Regions from separate parts of the Homo sapiens genome. Here region 1 is linked to region 2. A link is a contact called in ENCODE Hi-C or POLR2A ChIA-PET data. All regions are on one chromosome and are shown on one strand. The core of a region is the stretch at or near the end of the contact, and the rest is flanking DNA. Distances in the headings are between cores, read along the strand shown.

Region 1 (5,957 bases), core at 2,242-4,741, 320 kb after region 2:
CTTTATTGCCCAGGCTGGAGTGCTGTGGCACGATCTTGGCTCACTATAGCCTCTGCCTCCCGGGTTCAAGTGATTCTCCTGCCTCAGCCTCCCAAGTAGCTGGGATTACAGGCATTAACCCTTGCACCTGGCCGGAAGTTTTAAACTGTTATATGATCTGTCAAAATGCTTTCCTCTACGGTTTATAAAGGTTCTCCCCACTCCAAGATTATGTAAATAGCCACCCATATTTTCTTTGACACATTTAATCATTAATCCATTTGGAGTGTGTATGATAAATAATTTTTGCAAAAAAGAATAACAGCCCATTGTTTTTGTTTTTCTATGTCAACATGTCAGGTTTCATAATTATCCTTTACAATGGCTCCATAATTAATTGCCGATACCCCATTTTTGGTAACTAGATGAAATATTTGAGAAAGCCACGCTACAAGTGGATTAAGTAGAGGACTGCTAAATACGATTTTTAAAAATTTTAATTAAAAATAATTTTATAAGCTCTACCAACTTAAAAACATGTAGCCTCAAGTAAAAAGAACATGTATTACAACTTACCAACTGATCTGTTATCCATTTTCCTTCCATAGCTTTTAACACTCTGTGAGGAAAAGAGACAGAAAATAAGCTCTTAAAAATAATAAAATTCTGTGAAGTTCAAAAATGTAAAATCAAACACTTAAAATTAAGTCCTTAGAAATGGCTAGAAATATCAAAACGGGACTTAGCATTTAAAGTGTTTTCCAAATTCCCTGTTCTCTGCAATTTTTTTCATCTCCTTCCTTTTGTAGTTCTGAATATTGCTAAGAGCCTTTCTACAAATGTCCACAATAAATCTGCCTAACAGTCTTAGCCTTTGTCCTCAGTCATCATCAGTAACTGCCATCCGTCATAATTCATAGCAATAGTTACAAGAGAATTAATGATCTAATAGTTCCCAAAGAAATGATACATGCCAGCATCTCCACATATTGGTTCTATGGAATAAAATGTTCTATGGGAAAAATAAAGTTTTTGTGTTTGAGTAATTAGGGAAATTGCAGAGTTAAATAAATTCAAGCAAGTTTCTCTAATACAGAATATCCTGGTAGATTTAAATTGCTCATGAATGTGTTTATCAGACCACTGCAAACTCTAGAGAAGCTTGGGTTACACTTTGGGAATCAGTGGCCTGAGCATTAACTGTTTTCATCGGGGGTGTGAGACATCCACGTTGGCATGGTTTGGGGAGATGCCACAAAAGAGACAACCCTTTTAGAACCTTGAGAGTTGGGCAGGGCGTGCTCAGAGAAGAGGAAAAGCACTGAGGTAAAGAGAAACTGAATGAAGGCACAAGAGATGCAAACCTCTAGGGTGCATCTAGGGAGCAGGTTTTATACCAGAAGGTTCTATAGGACAATTCTCAATCCTAGGGGGTCAGAGATTCATCAGGGGTGCCTGTTAATAACTCAGATTCCCACCATTCCCCCCCACAAAAAAAACAAACCTCAGATTCCTAGGCCTCTCCCCAGAGCTACTGAATCAGAATCTCTGAGGATAGGATTCCAAGAATCTGAATTTTTAACCATTAACTCAGCTAATGAATTCTGATACAGGTAATGTGCAGACCATATGTTGTAAAATACTGATATGGACAAAAGAAGAATGGTAAATGGAAGCAGTAATGTCCTATGGGAGCCACCAGCACTAATTTAAGTCTACTAATCATGCTGACTGTCCTGGACCCACACATCAATTATCAGTGCCAGGGATTTGATTCACTGAGTATCTACTGTATACCACACACCGGATCTGAGGCCAGTATTTTCTAGAAACTTGGTAACTTCTCCTGCTTTACCTCTCCCACATGCACTCCTTTCCTACACTTTAAGAGGTTGTATCCTAAATTCAGTAAGTTAGCAATCCGTATATCTGCATACCACAGCACTGAATTCAACCAAATGTTGACTAGATCACCTCCACAAATTAAAAGACAAAACAAAACACTCACTCTTTCTGAAATTCTTCTTGCTTGCTCTTAAGTCGGCTTAACCTTTCCTTCTTGTCGATAAACCTGTAACAAAAAAATTCAATGTCTTATTTAAATGGTCATTTTTTCAGTTCAATGAGACTATGCAAATTCCCAAGAACCAATCATTCTGCAGAGTCATGTGAAAATGTCATTGTCCTGATAGTAAATACACGTCTTCTCAACGGGGTGCACACAACTGCTAACCATTTGGTTCTTTTAAAACTAAGCTCAAATCCTCAACTTTAAAATTATTTCCTGTGTTTATAAAATATGTCTATAGATATCTTCCGCCCAGATTAAATTATTTGTCAAAACAGGCACATCAGAACACTAAAGTGAATTTGAATTCAAGGAAATTGATGCTTTCACTAGAAAACAAATTTTAATTACTAATCTGGATTCAATCCTGCTCTCTCCTATAAACTGATTCCTTATAATAAATTTTTAAAAATTGTAGACTTTTTTTCACTAATTTTATTGCTAGTTATCATAGGCTAAAAAATTACTTGTAAAAGTTATCAAAAAGAAGAGGTATCACATTGCAGTAATTCTTTTTTTTTTTTTTTTTTTTTTGAGATGGAGTCTCATTCTGTCACCCAGGCTGGGGTGTAGTGGTGCGATCTTGGCTCACTGCAAGCTCCGCCTCCTGGGCTCACGCCATTCTCCCGCCTCAGCCTCCCAAGCAGCTGGGACTACAGGCGCCTGCCACCATGCCCAGCTAATTTTGTTTTTGTATTTTTAGTAGAGACGGGGTTTCACTGTGTTAGCAAGGATGGTCTCGATCTCCTGACCTGGTGGTCTGCCCGCCTCTGCCTCCCAAAGTGCTGGGCTTACAGGTGTGAGCCACCGCGCCCAGCATAGTTATTATTTTCTATTTGCCAGTTTTCTATCTTTATTTTCTTCTTGCCAACTTACTTGGGTTTTTTGTTTTTGTTTTTGTTTTCTTTTTGCAGTTTAAGGTGATAACTCAGGTCAATTTTAAACTTCTATTCCTTTTAAATATAATCACATGAAGTTTAAAATCTCCTTCTATGCACTGTTATAGCTATATCCTAAGATTTGATATTGTGTATTTTCATTATCATTTAGTTTGAAACTTTTAATCTTCCATAAGAATCCTTCTTTTACCCATCCATTATTTAGAAGCATATTGTTTAATTTTCAGATATACAGGCTTTTCTAGGTAGCTTACTGTTATTGTTTCTAATTTAATTCATTCTGATGTAGTTACAAAATATATTGTGTGATTTCGATCTTGTAACCTGAGACTGTCTTATGGCTTTGCATATGGTATGCCGTGGAGAAAGTTCCACGCGTACTTGAAATAACGTGTATTCTACAGCTGTTGGGCAGTGTTCTATAAATGTCTTCTAGATCTGTGCTGTTCAATGTGGTAGCCACCAGCCACACATGGCTACTGAGTGCCTAAGATGTGGCTTGCTGCTTAATAAGGGCATGGACAAAAAAAAAAAAATTGTATGACTAACATCATACAACTGACTGTGGAGTGAACGTGACCCACTGACCATTTTCAAGGGAACAGGGATAATGACTCATGCTGCAGTAACATGATGTGGTGTTCAAGAATAGGCTTTTGGCTATTTCCCAGCAAAAAGGAAAACAATTCAACAGGCCATAACAGACCTAAAAATATTCTGGACAAAGAAGTCTTTCTAAAATACTATTTCTGTAATCCCATGTTGGAAACATACCCCAAGATGTCTGCTTCTAAGAGGAATAAATAAAATGGTCTAATCATGACCCTAACAAATTTAATAGTCACTGAAAATGCACAATATACATTAAACAGAAAAAGCAAATAGGCAATATTATATGTGACAGAATTATATACTTATAATGTGACTATTTAAATTTAAATTAATTAAAATTATATTAAAAGTTCAGTTCCTCAGTTGTACTGCCATCCACATTCCAACAGCCACATATGACTTACCGGATGGTGTACATACAGAACATTCCCATCATTGTGGAAAGTTCTACTGAATAGCACTGTAATGTCCAGTAAGGTGGCAACAGCATGAACCAGTATTAGAAAACTCAGAAACCAATGTGGAATGTGGATGAACCCATAGATTCATCAGTCAGTCTATCAGGCATTTACTATGTACCTGCAACACAAAACAAGGCATCCTCCAGAATACTAAGAAATCTAATTATAAATTCTCCTGCAGTTGACTGTGAATTCTTGGACCTATCACTTGTTATATGCTTCTGTTTCCTTGTATCAAAAATGAGAGACTAATATAGTATTTACTTTTATATCAGTGAGACAACAGGGTGATTTATGTTCTGATAATTAGAAAATAATAAACTCACAAGTTAGCAATCTCAAACCATGCAAAGGACTGACAGGGAAAATCAAATCTTGACTTCAGAGGCCATAAAAGTTCTCCTTTGAGGTCTGTTGTAAAAATGCCACTTTGCTCTAAAACAAATTGGGAAGACAGACAACTGTGTCTAGCTTAATAGTGAGCTGGTTGATTTTCTTGGACTTTGTTAAAAACACAAAAGAAACAAACTCTTACAAATATACAGATGGCAGCAGGAATAACAAACAAAAGATAAGTCCTAGTGTATCAAATATTGAAAGGAATGGCAAAAACAGCAATTACTTTTGCACCAACCTAATACTTCATGAGTCACGTCCTCCTTCATGAAAGAAATCAAAAATAGGTGGTGTCAGTAAAGCAAAAGAGCAAATGATACCAAACCACATGCGTGGGTCAGGGCTGCAACTGCTCACTCAGTCACTCATCCAGGCTCTGCAGTCTCCATCCCACCACTCACAGAAGGAGATAAAAAATTCATTCCACAAGTCTGTGCTTTCTCAATACAGCTTCCAAGAGGTGAAAAATAGAGTATCACTATATTCAAACCAAATTTAATGATACATATTATATATATAGTTTTTAAAAGTGTGTGTAGGGGGATCCATATTTCACATATTGTTTTCCAAATTGCAGCTGTCACATAAAGTATCTTGGTCTCTTTTTCCATGCCAGAACATATTGATCTAATTCACTAATAGGTACACGGCATTTCACTGGATGGACACCATATAATTTATTTATATAAACCTCTACAGGTGAACACCATTCTTCCTTCCAAATTTTCACTATGATCAGTAACGATACAAGTGAATAGCCTAGTGCACTTTTATAGGCTTTCAAGTTTCTCCATGAGAAATTCCTACAAATAAAATAAACTGGGCCGGTGCGGTGGCTCACACCTGTAATCGCAGCACTTTGGGAGGCCAAGGCGGGTGGATCACCTGAGGTCAGGAGTTCGAGACCAGCCAGGCCAACATGGCGAAACTCTGTCTCTACTAAAAATACAAAAAATTAGCCAGGTGTGGTGGCGGGCACCTGTAATCCCAGCTACTTGGGAGGCTGAGGCAGGAGAATTGCTTGAACCCGGGAAGCGGAGGTTGCAGTGAGCTGAGATTACGTCACTGCACTCCAGCCTGGGTGACAGAGTGAGACTGTCTCAAATAAATAAATAAAATAAAATAAAATAAAATAAAATAAAATAAAATAAAATAAAATAAACTGCTTAGTCAAAGAATATTTACAGCAAAATTGTGGGCAATCCTCAAATTTCCTCTAAAACACTTTATACAGTTTACAACCCCACCAACAGCACCTGTTTTCTCACACTCTCCCCAAACACTGGACATTTCTTTTTATTCTTTGCTAATCTGATTGGCCTCCCATCCCTCCCTCTGAGAGATGGTTTGTAATTCATTTATTTGCATTTATTTCATTATGAGAAAGTTTGAACAACTTTTCATATTTTACTGGCTACTGATTTTTCTTGTTATTTCCCTATGTCCTTCATCCAATTTTTTATAGTTTTTTTTTTCCTTTGAGGATTATTTAGCAGGGAAATTGGCCATTTTTATTTCACACAAATTATTTTTTCTATTTTC
Region 2 (6,062 bases), core at 1,149-3,648:
ATTATGCTGCAGCACTGTGGTTGTAAAGTTAGAATAGAAAGCAGCTCACTGACAGTATCAGTTCACGTTGAAAATGAAACTTCAAAATACAAGTTTGAATATTCTTTTGCTGCTAGCACCTTTTATAACACAAAGTACTTAGGAATCACATCTGATATACAGTAGTCATCAGAAAAATTATCGCTTTCAAACAGCTAATACTTTATAATGAAAAGCATGTTAGAATTGCCGGGGGAGGAGTGGGAGAAGGACGCAGTGGGGAGAGGATAGATTCTGGATATATATACACACACACACATATATACACACACACACATATATATATACACACACACAAACACACACTTTTTTTTTTTTTTTTTTTTTTTTGAGATAGAGTCTTGCCCTGTCGCCCAGGCTGGAGTGCTGTGGCACAATCACGGCTTACTGCAGGCTTGACCTCCCCTCAAGCAATCCTCCCACCTCAGCCTCTCTGGTACCTGGGACTACAGGCATGCACCACTAGGCCCAGCTGATTTTTTTTGTAGAGATGGGTTTTCAGCATGTGGCCCAGGCTGGTCTCAAACTCCTGGGCTCAAGCAATCCACCCACCTCGGCCTCCCAAAGTGCTGGGATATTGCAGGCATGAGCCACCGCGCTTAGCCTGAGATTCTGGTAATATTCTATTGAGTTGAGTGGGATGGTGGCTATACATGAGTATTCATTTGACTTATTTAACTCCAAATATATGTCATTCTCTTGCATATATAATTTACATGTTTTTAAAAGCATATGGGACCTGAGAACCTAATATTGAAAGAAAACTCCAGTTTCACTCAGACTGTCTTTGAGAGAGGCAGACAAGCCTAACTTCAGTGGTGACTGATGTCTGAGGCATGTAACAGTAGCACGAGGCTGTGCCTAGCATCCATGGTTTCCTTTTATGCTGATAACTGAAAATCTCAATTACTTTAGGAAACAGGGCTGTCATTTAGAACACAAGAGCATAAAAGGGTCTTCCCAGTAGTCCACTCAGTCTAGTGTCCTGTCTGACAATGGCATCCAGAAATGTTTTTGTGAAAGAGCATAACTGGGTCATAAACCCAGCATGCCAGACCCAGCTCTGCACCAATGGGGAGGCAATTGTCAAGCATTCAATTGTGTAAAGCATTATGTTGAGCCAGTACAACAAGAATCGCAGAATAAAGATAGCCCCACAAATACGGAAGACAATAGGGATGGTATTTTTCACTGTGCTATTAGGGAGAAAAATGAGAAAAACATAATTAGAGTGAGGACAGAGGCAGCGTAGTATAGAGGTAGAGAGCAGGCTGGGCGTGGTGTCTCACGCCTGTAATCCCAGCATTTTGGGAGGCTGAGGTGGGAGGATCACTTGAGGTCAGGAGTTTGAGACCAGCCTGGCCAACGTGGTGAAACCTCATCTCTACTAAAAATACAAAAATTAGCTGGGCGTGGTGGTGCGTGCCTGTAGCGCCAGCTACTTGGGAGGCTGAGACAGAAGAATTGCTTGAACCTGGGAGGCGGAGGTTGCAGTGAGCCGAGATAGTGCTACTGCACTCCAGCCTGGGCGACACAGCGAGACTCCATCTCAAAAAAAAAAAAAAAAAAAAAAACAAAAGAAAACAAACAAACAAACAAAAACAGAGGTAAAGAGCACAGGTTCTGGAACCTGGCCAGCTGTGTTTAAATCGTGACTCCACTGCTTACTACATAGATCACACTGGCTGAATTACTTAACCTTGTAGTGCCTTTGCTTATTCAGCTATAAAATGAGGGCCGGGCGTGGTGGCTCACGCCTGTAATCCCAGCACTTTGGGAGGCCGAGGCGGGCGGATCACCTGAGGTTAGGAGTTTGAGACCAGTCTGGCCAACGGGGTTTCAACCCCATCTCTGCTAAAAAATATAAAAATTAGCTAGGCGTGGTGGTGGGCACCTGTAATCCCAGCTACTCGGGAGGCTGAGGCGGGAGAATCACTTAAACCCAGGAGGTGGAGGTTGCAGTGAGCCACGATCACGCCATTGCACTCCAGCCTGGGCAACAAAAATGAAACTCCACACAAAAAAATAAAAAATAAAATAAAATGAGGATTACACTCATGCCTAACTCCACAGGGTTACGAGAATTAAATGAAGTCATCCATGTGAAGCAGTTGGCACCTGACATCAGATGTGAGCTTATCATGGGAGCTGAAAGGCATTTTTCTAGGTATTGGGCCTACAAGAGTGTTACAGTTTAGCAGAAGAAACAGAAAAATAGGCAGGTGTGATGTTACTGATGCAGGAGGCACGGATTGCTCTGAGTACACCCGAGGAGCACCTAATAGTGAAACAGCTACCATTTGTTGAACACTAGTGATGTCTCAGACAGTCACCCACATGCTTTGTTTTCTGTTTTCTCCCTTAGCAATGCCCTATAAGCCCCGCCCCTTACCCAAGGCCTTTACTCACACTCACTGTGTCCTCACAACAACATAAGCAAGGGGTAAAAATTCACAGCCTGTGGAGTGCAGAGCCATGCTCTTTCCCCTTTATCACGCAGGGCACCATTAATATTTTAAGGCACTTCAGAAAAAGACCTGTCTCGGAGAAAGAGAGTCCAAAAGAACATCTGTCTCCTCACCTCACGCTACTTTGCACCTGGCCATATTTCCAAATCAATTCCACACCCTGTTTGAAAGCAGCTCACCTTGGGGATGGATTAGAAAAATCGCAAGCCCCAGGCCTGGGTATGTGAGTGAGTTTCGGCAACAGATGAAGGGCAGGCAGGCGCCCCGTCTGGGGAGGAAGTCCAGTGTCACAATTGTACCTCTGAGTAGCTGTGTTCCCAACATTCCAGAGAACAGCTCCACCCTGGAACAGCTTTCATGAGTTATCCGCACTGACGTCAGCCACATACCTGTGAACACGACTTGCTTCTTGGCTGCCCACAGCTGCACTATTCCTTCTTGCTGGGTTTTGGGAGTACACATGAGCTATTCATTACAGAGTTTCAGGCCCACTAGCAACTCTGAATACCTCATATTCTAAAAGAGCACGGCTTTTCCCAGCTCATTTGGGATTACATGAGAGATTAGCCTGTGTCCACGAAGGCCAACAACTACTCTGACTGGGGAATCGGCAAGAGAAGGCTTCCTGGAATGAGTCTCGAGGGATTTGAGCTTTGGACAAAGGAGTTGATAAGATTTTGTCCTAGGACAAAGAAAGATAGAACAGGCCTAAGATAAATGAGCAAAGATATTTTAGCACCTAGGTTTTAGTCGTTCAACTTACTGGTATGTATGTATTTATTACTTATTTTTATTTATTTTTTTGAGACGGAGTCTCACTTTGTCACCCAGGCTGGAGTGCAGTGGCACAAGCTTAGCTCATTGCAACCTTTGCCTCCCGGATTCAAGCAATTCTCCTGCCTCAGCCTCCCGAGTAGCTGGGATTACACAGGCACCTGCCACCACACCTGGCTAATTTTTGTATTTGTAGTAGAGATGGGGTTTCACTCCATGTTGGCCAGGCTGGTCTCAAACCCCTGACCTCAGGTGATCTGCCCGCCTCAGCCTCCCAAAGTGTTGGGATTACAGGTGGGAGCCACTGCGCCTGGCCTATTTATTTTTTATTTATTTATTTTATTTTATTAGATGGAGTCTCGCTCTGTCGCCAGGCTGGAGTGCAGTGGTGCAATCTCAGCTCACTGCAACCTCCACCTCCCGGGTTCAAGCAGTTCTCCTGCCTCAGCCTCCTGAGTAGCTGGGACTACAGGTGCGTACCACCATGCCCAGCTAATTTTTGTATTTTTAGTAGAGATGGGGTTTCACCATGTTGGCCAGGATGGTCTCGATCTCTTGACCTCATAATCCGCCTGCCTCAGCCTCCCAAAGTGCTGGGATTACAGGTGTGAGCCACTGTGCCCGGCCTATTTATTTTATTATTATTATTTCTGGGGGACAAGGTCTTGCCCTGTCACCCAGGCTGGAGTGCAGTGGCTCGATCATAGCTCACTGCAGCCTCAAACTCCCTGGCTCAAGCGATACTCCCTCCCACCTCAGCCTCCTGAGTAGCTAGGGCTACTGGTGTGAGCAACTAACTGGTATTTTTTTACTACTTACTCTGTGCCACATCCTGGAAATTCAATACTGAACAAGTTAAATGGTTTCTGCCCTTGTGTAGTTTACAAGCTAGTGGAAGAGACAATCACTAAATAATATAAATTACATTTGTAATGAGCGATGGGGAAATAATGTGTAACAGTATTCTGGAGTCAAGGAAAGCTCACCAGAGGAAATGACATTTGAGCTGAAATTTGACAGCTGAGCAGGATTCAGGCTGGAGATATGCTTAGGGAAGGGTGCAAGAAGAGACTGCAAAAAGGGCAAGGGGGAGAGACAATCCTGTATGCAGGATGGTATGGGTCAGGAGCAGCAATACCTGCCTATATGTTGATAGTGTTGGGGCCAGAGGATGTGAAACGGAGCATGATAGGGTAGAAGACCTATGATTGGCTCTGTTTCTGTCCCTATATTCTGTCTACTAGATTAAGTTAGCTGTTCTCCCATCTACAATACAGAGAGCTCCAATAAACTCAGTTTTAAGTTTTAGGATCCCTTGGCTCTCCAGGCTAACCATATGAGGGAGACGCTTCGCACGGAGATTTGGGTTTCCTGGTGTTCTATTAGGCATATTTTTCCAGCCAGGTGGAAGAGGAAGTCTTTCTGGGTTTTTTTTTGTTTTTCTTTTTGTTTTTTTGAGACAGAGTTTCGCTCTTGTCACCCAGGCTGGAGTGCAATGGTGCGATCTCAGCTCACTACAACCTCCGCCTCCCGAGTTCAAGTGATTCTTCTGCCTCAGCCTCCCGAGTAGCTGGGATTACAGGCATGTGCCTCCACATCCGGCTACTTTTTGTATTTTTAGTAGAGACAGGGTTTCACCATGTTGGCTAGGCTGGTCTCGAACTCCTGACCTCAGGTGATCCACCCACCTCAGCCTCCCAAAGTGCTGGGATTACAAGCTTGAGCCACCACGCCTTGCCTGAAGTCTCCTTTTTATGAACCTAATATCTTTCAACGTGCCTAATATTTGTCAAAGAATTAGTCTCAGCACTGTGCTGTTTAGGGGATGGGACATTATTCCTGTATTTACTCAAAAGGAGAAATTAGAAAAACCCTTGATTGCATAATTTAGTCAGCTCATACCCCAAGTCACTTCAATTTCCCTATCTTGCTTCTTGTTATTGTTTTTAAAAATAGGCTGGGCGCAGTGGCTCACGCCTGTAATCCTAGCACTTTGGGAGGCTGAGGTGGGCAGATTGCCTGAGCTCAGGAGTTCGAGATCAGCCTGGGCAACATGGTGAAACCCTGTCTCTACTAAAATACAAAAAATTAGTCAGGCATGGTGGCGTGTGCCTGTAGTCCCAGCAACTCGGGAGGCTGAGGCAGGAGAATTGCTTGAACCTGGGAGGCGGAGGTTGCAGTGAGCCAAGATCACACCACTGCATTCCAGCCTGGGTGACAGAGTGAGACCAAAAAAAGCAAAAAACAAAAAACAAAAAAACAAACCAGAAAAGTGGGATGTTTATACTTTATAAAAGGTACCCGGAGGAATTTCAGTTCAGCTGTTCAGTCTATGGCTGCTGTAGTAAACAGCTATACTTCCAAGGCCTTGCACAGAGCAATCCCCAAGGCAACATTTCCCAAGGTGTATTTTATACAACACCAATTTCTAGAGCTGCACCTTGAGTAAAGGGTTCCATGGATCAGTAAGTTTGAGGACACTGAATGTGAAATCCATTCATGAAGAAGTACCACCACATTAGTACATTAAGGGGCTAGCAAGTCCTATAGTAAAAAAAAACAAAAACAACAAAAAACCAGTATTTCCCAAGTACTTAATCACAGGAAATTTTTGTTTGAATAACTGCTTATTTCTATGGCAGGACTACCAGAGATTATTGCTCATTTTTATTTTAATTTTTTTTGAGACAAAGTCTCACTCTGTCGCCTAGGCTGGAGTGCAGTGGAGCAATCTCGGCTCACTGTAACCTCCGCCTCCCGGGCTTGGGTGATCCTCCCACC

What was found. Hi-C counts contacts between places; a loop is a spot of excess contacts on that map. ChIA-PET counts read pairs that join two places held with the same protein, here RNA polymerase II (POLR2A). Pooled maps may share reads with other maps.
Region 1: a pooled map shows a loop between it and region 2 (1.8-fold over the local background). The contact joins two enhancer-like sites. A Hi-C loop is called at or near these places in 3 of 50 pooled maps. POLR2A ChIA-PET finds 5 or more read pairs at or near these places in 3 of 52 experiments (H1, PC-9 and activated CD4-positive, alpha-beta T cell).

The regions. Positions count from the first base shown.
Region 1 is chr14:55,395,385-55,401,341 of GRCh38, forward strand. It overlaps ATG14 (autophagy related 14), which reads right to left. Exons shown (of 10, transcript NM_014924.5): 2 at 1,988-2,050; 3 at 556-598. It also overlaps a transcript of FBXO34 not described here. Among named protein-coding and RNA genes, the nearest start is that of ATG14, 13 kb to the right of the region's middle. Within about 2 kb of position 3,492, at least 5 of the 41 ENCODE cell types and tissues checked have a DNase peak (open chromatin) inside an H3K27ac peak, as active enhancers do; they include PC-9, where a contact is called at or near this core.
Region 2 is chr14:55,074,958-55,081,019 of GRCh38, forward strand. No RefSeq gene overlaps it. Among named protein-coding and RNA genes, the nearest start is that of MAPK1IP1L, 26 kb to the left of the region's middle. RefSeq lists enhancers at 2,308-3,507, 2,426-2,925, 2,948-3,449, 3,450-3,951. Within about 2 kb of position 2,399, at least 11 of the 41 ENCODE cell types and tissues checked have a DNase peak (open chromatin) inside an H3K27ac peak, as active enhancers do; they include PC-9, where a contact is called at or near this core.